Linked DNA regions of Homo sapiens: region 1 is linked to region 2. Evidence: chromatin loops called from intact Hi-C (ENCODE). Cell type or tissue: ascending aorta. All regions are shown on one strand. Links, peaks and the distances in the headings refer to the core of each region. The heading gives the core; the rest is flanking DNA.

Region 1 (2,919 bases), core at 202-2,701, 70 kb after region 2:
AGTATGAAGCAATCATTTTTAATCCATTTTTTGATTCAACAGAATTTTTCAAGAGCCTACTGTGTGTAAAGTATTGTGGTTATACTATGGAAGATTTTAAATGGAATGAGAAATTATGTCATCCTGAAGATGCTAGAATATAGTAGAGGGAGGCCAGGCACAGTGGCTCAGGCCTGTAAACCCAGCACTTTGGAAGGCTGAGGAGGGCAGATCACTTGAGGTCAGGAGTTCGAGACCAGCCTCGCCAACACGGTGAAACCCCGTCTCTACTAAAAATACAAAAATTAGCCAGGTGTGGTGGCGGGTACCTGTAATCCCAGCTACTCAGGAGGCTGAAGCAGGAGAATTGTTTGAATCCAGGAGGTGGAGGTTGCAGTGAACTGAGATCTCACCACTGCACTCCAGCCTAGGCAACAGAGAGAGACTCTTGTCTAAAAAAAAAAAATATATATATATATATACACACACATATATATATACACATATATATACATATATATACACACATATATATACACACACATATATATATACACATATATATATACACATATATATACACATATATATACACACATATATATATATAGTAGGGGAAGAGGGCAAATAAACAGATTACTATAAATATAAAGTAGAAATTTTCATTATTGAGGCACAGCAAATGTATTAAGAACAAAGGAAGGGATTATATATTCTGCATGAGGCTAAATCAGCAAGCACCCTGGCTACCAAACTGCAAATAAAGAAGGGACGCTTTCTTTCCTAGCAGCAGTTTATGCTGATTTGAATCAAAAACGCTTTCTCTAGCACGCTAGAGAAACAAAACCCACAAAGTGATAGGCACAAGATAGAGACTTCAGGGTCCTGTGCTGGAGATCTGATGAGTAAACCAAAGCCATGACTCAATAATAGGAATTTGTCTATGGTTTGTTTCAGTATGAAGATCTCTAAGGAAATCCCTTCTGTTGCTTGGCATGGAAACATTGTGAACAACTAGGGACAAATCCCTAGGGAAAAAGGGACTCTGGGGATTACAACAGGGGTTCTTGAGTTCAGCCATGCCTCCAAAAATAGAAAGTACCCCACTGTTGCCCACTGTGGAGAATGTGAATTTGCTTTATTGACAGAGCTTCAGACCTAGAATGAATGATTTTATCTTCTACAATATGGCACAGAGTGTTGTCATTAACAATTGATATGGAGGGCACAACATTTATTAAATTTTTTTAAACTTTTCTTTCCAAATACTGAAGCCAACCGTTAACAACAAACTATTTATTTATAGACAGGATCTCACTTTGCCACCCAGGCTGGCATGCAGTGGCACAATCACAGCTCACAGCAGACTCAACCTCCCTGACTCAAGCAATCCTCCCGCCTTAGCCTCCTGAGTATCTGGAATCACAGGCACACACTACCTTGCATGGCTAATTGATTTATTTATTGTAGAGACAAGTTCTATGTTGCCTAGGCTGGTCTCATAGTCTTGGGTTAAAGCAATCCTCTCACCTAGGCCTCCCAAAGTGCAGATTACAGGCATGAGCCACTGCGCCTGGCCCATAACAATCTATTTATATGATTTCTGGAGTAGTTAGTGACTGGCCTTTCTTTTAATGTGGATCAGATTTCTCTCAACCTCTAAAATAGAAATGATTCATCCTGGAAAGATGGGTATTATGCTACCGAGCCAAAATGCTTTTTTTTTTTTTAGAATGGGAAAAAAATCAGTGTGATTTCTAAGGTTTTACCTAATATCATCCCTAGAAAACAGCTTGCTGAATGTCTTATATAGCTTTGTCTTATAATTAGATTCACATACACAGTGAAAATTTAGCATATACAATTTATTTGAAACCAGATATTTCTGTTTCATGCTGCCCCATACTTTGCCTGATGGACAAACAAAACGAATGCTTATTTTAGAATATTTAAGTTTAACAAACACAAAGCACAGTTAGTTTTCACACAACAGTGCCTCCTTGTAGCAACAACCCTACAAGGCACTTGAGTTGAGCCAGCGGGAGGACCTCCACCCCACATCTTTCAGGATAAAGTGGTAAATGGGAGGTGGTACTAAAGTCCTATAATTCCTCTTAAGCTTTTAAGAAATTCCCTCCATTAATATCAGTAGCTAGTTTTCCTTAAGGCTTTGGTCTGAAGGAATGTATTACTGGCAATCTTGACAAAAGATGTTTTAGTTTATGTGCAGTCGTCTCAAGATTGTACAGATATTTGCTTTGACTAACCTCAGAAATTCAAGCAAAGCCATGTTACAGTAGGCATATAAACAAGCAGGTCACAGGGTTAATGTTTGATGCTAACACTGACTTTTTTCTACCACTCAAAAGCACGCAGGAGCAGTAAGATGTGCTACCCAGAAGCAACAAAAGATAAACACTTAACTATCCGCAGTCAACCAGCTTGGAGCTTTCAGGCGATGAAAAGTTATTTAATTATTAAGGCAAAAAGCACACAGGCGTACGACTGAGGACACCAGAGAAGTTGATGCTTTCCAAATTTTGAATAAAAGATTGTAACTTTAAAACTGATTTTATGGAATAAAAATAATCTCAATGGATCTGTAAGAATGTATTTAAAAATTGATCTGAAAATGATATTTCTTAATCCATTAATCATTAGCAAAAAAAGAACTCCTCCATGCATGCATCATACATGATATGGAAAACGTATTGAATATTGATTTTGGCAGGGTGGGAACACATTTCCAAATGTGTTTCTGGACTAGGGATCTATGTATCTGTCTTGCCTATCTCACCTCAAGACTGAGCTCCTGGTCGGGTGGCTGACACCTATAATCCCAGTTCTTTGGAGGCCAAGGCAGGAGGATCGCTTGAGGCCCCTGGCAATATAGCAAGACCCTATCTCTACAAAAATAATTTTAAAATTAGCTGAGTGTGT
Region 2 (2,919 bases), core at 327-2,826:
TACAGGTGTAAGCCACCATACTGGCAGATTTGAGAAATCTTTAACTCACCAATGGATTAGCTGTTGGGGAGTGAGGAATATCAAGGTCAGAGTAAGAGGGATTATAGCAGAGAAAATCAAACCACTGGCTGAAAACTAAACATTTCAGTTACATTGTGATTATTTCACCTACGTACATAATGAGAACCTCTAAAGACATGTAAAATATGGAATTGTTTCAACTTTTAAGTTTGCTTTTTAAAAAATGGAAGGTATCTTATAGACATAGTAATGCTTTGCACTTATCCCAGTTAGAACTAGTAAGTCCCCAGACCTCACTCACCTGTAATTACCAAAAAGATCGTGGGGCTTCGAGGTGGGGAGAGGAGTTGTTTTGTTTTTTTGAGACAGGGTCTTGCTCTATTGCCCGGCTGGTGTGCAGTGGTATAATCATAGCTCACTGCACTGCAGCCTTGAACTCCTGGGCTCAAGCAATCCTCCTTTTTTCAGCCTCACGTGTAGCTGTGACTACATGCGAGCCACCACTCCTGGTTCATTTTAAAAACAATTTTTTATGTAAAAACTGAGTCTTACCATGTGGCCCAGGCTGGTCTCAAACTCCTGGGCTCAAGCAATCCTCCTGCCTCAGCCTCCCAAAGTGCTGGGATTACAGCTGTGAGCTACTGTACCCAGCCTGTGTTTTCTTATTATCCAAATAATCATGACTTTGAGGCCCAATTCCATAACTCAAGAAAGTTATTCTTCTCCCTGCTTCTCCTTCATGAACATGTTGGAGAATTCTGGAGAGATGCTGGATGTGCCGCCCACCCATCCCAGTAGTCACTCATCCCTCCAGCCACCCTGACTCCAAGGCCGGTGCTGCAAAGCCCTGCAAGGAAATTCCCTTGAACAGGCTCAACACTGGCTTCCTCAGGCTGCTCGGCCATCCCCATGCAAGACACTCCAAGTGCAGACACAAGCTCTGCCTGTACTTCCACAATGCACAGAGAGGAGCAGCCCAACTGTTTAATAAAACTGTACTGAAGGCATGGGGCTGACACAATTACAACTCCGAGAAACATTCCCATGCTTATCAAAAGGGGTTCCTCTAGAGGGTCCCGGCTCTGAACGCCAGCCTTGGGCCTTTGGCCTAGCTCCTGGCTACCTTTTGCCTGGCTAAGCCAAGTCAGCCTCCTCTCCACCAGGCTCCAGGTCTCTTTCCCACCTCCGAATCCAGCTGGAGCCTCTCAGTCCCAGAACTAAGTGGCAGCCTTGCTCATTCCCATCCCAAGATGACTGGGAGCTTCTCCTTCCTAAAAGGGGGACCCTTCAACCACCCACCAGCTGCAATGCAGCCTCCTTGGCCCCAAACACCAGCCCCAATCACCAGTGATTCATTTCCATCTGCTGGTCTTCATAACACCACGCCTGGTGCTGTCGCCCAGATAGCCAGGGTCAAACCTGATTCCATTTCTTTTTATTTTATTTTATTTTATTTTATTTTATTTTATTTTATTTTATTTTATTTTATTTTTTGAGACAGAGTTTCACTCTTGTTGCCCAGGCTGGAGTGCAATGGCATGATCTCAGCTCACTGCAACCTCCGCCTCCTGGGTTCAAGCGATTCTCCTGCCTCAGTCTCCCAAGTAGCTGGGACTACAGGCCCCCACCACAATGCCCAGCTGATTGTTTTTGTATTTTTAGTAGAGACGGGGTTTTGCCATATTGGCCTGTCTGGACTTGAACTTCTGACCTCAAGTGATCCGCCTTTCGCGGCCTCCTAAAGTGCTGGGATTACAGGCATGAGCCACTGTGCCCGGGCAAACCTGATTCAATTTCCTTTCCCAGTCTTTCATCCAGTGTGGAGTAAAGAGAGGGTCGAGATACTTTCTGGGTTAGCTCAGGGTTTGCACTGTCCTAAAACAAATATAATCAGACAAATAGACAAAATATACATGCATTTATACATACAAACAGATATGTACACACATGTGCATGCACACACACACACACACACACACCTTCCCAAGACAGTTTCAGAGACAGTCACTAAAATCTAAATCCATATTCAAAGATGCAGCAAGGACAATGTCCCACTAAAAATGGACTCTATTTATGTTAAACAGAACACATTACTTCTCAGCCTACATTTAAAGTAACATTGAGGATGACGCTCATTACACAAATTATTGTTCTTGGACAAACTGAAGTGTTTATTCTGCTAACTTTTCCCAAAACAAAGGAAGTCACAATCGTGAATTGGTTGCTCAGCCTCTCGTAACTATGAGTAACTTTTAAGGAACAGTTCTACTGCTTTAAAAAATATTTTTCCACTGGGCATCACTACACAATGATGCAGTCATAGCTCAAAATATTTTGGAAATTCCTCCTTTGGAATTGCCTCCAGAGCCAAGAGCACATTCCTTTAGAATAGTCTCAATGGTTATAAACCTTTATACCAAGAAGAAGGTGTATTTGATTCTTAAAATAAACCAAAAATTATTTTAAAATGGAGCTGGTGAATGTAGGTGACCAAATTGGGTGACACTGCTTTGGTATACAAAATGTGGCCCTAAAACATTAGGCAAGTTTTCCTGTGCGAGTCATAAATTATCTGTGAAGGCCATTCACTAAACACACTTTAAAAATTTTTTAACGCAATACATTTTTACTCTGTACCAATCCTTGATGGGGCACAAACCCCGAAAACAACTAATTTCAATGTTAAATGGAAATATTTACAATAGTAGTATGTATGAAACCTCAAGCATCTCAGAAGAGCGGTGCACAGGAGGAGAAGAAGGGTTGGGAAGGGTCTCAGAAAAGGCTTAAGAAACATATGTCATAATAATTAGAGTTTTCGCCATGGCCATCTTGAAGGCCACAGCATTTATTTAGATATATTCATTCAGATATATTTGTTGAAGCCGTTACTCCATT

Evidence for each region. Peaks named below come from ENCODE experiments on the same cell type or tissue, not always from the same donor. Only the 100,000 strongest peaks of a DNase experiment are listed, where the experiment ranks them.
Region 1: a loop joins it to region 2, with 2.3 times the contacts of the local background. A loop is called at or near these places in 3 of 110 quality-filtered maps.

The regions. Positions count from the first base shown.
Region 1 is chr10:28,840,492-28,843,410 of GRCh38, reverse strand. No RefSeq gene overlaps it. Among named protein-coding and RNA genes, the nearest start is that of C10orf126, 4.5 kb to the left of the region's middle. In ascending aorta, for the core only: no CTCF peak of the experiment used is centred there; a DNase peak (open chromatin) is centred at 1,450; H3K27ac peaks cover 1,460 bases.
Region 2 is chr10:28,910,527-28,913,445 of GRCh38, reverse strand. No RefSeq gene overlaps it. Among named protein-coding and RNA genes, the nearest start is that of C10orf126, 66 kb to the right of the region's middle. In ascending aorta, for the core only: no CTCF peak of the experiment used is centred there; a DNase peak (open chromatin) is centred at 1,761; H3K27ac peaks cover 2,500 bases.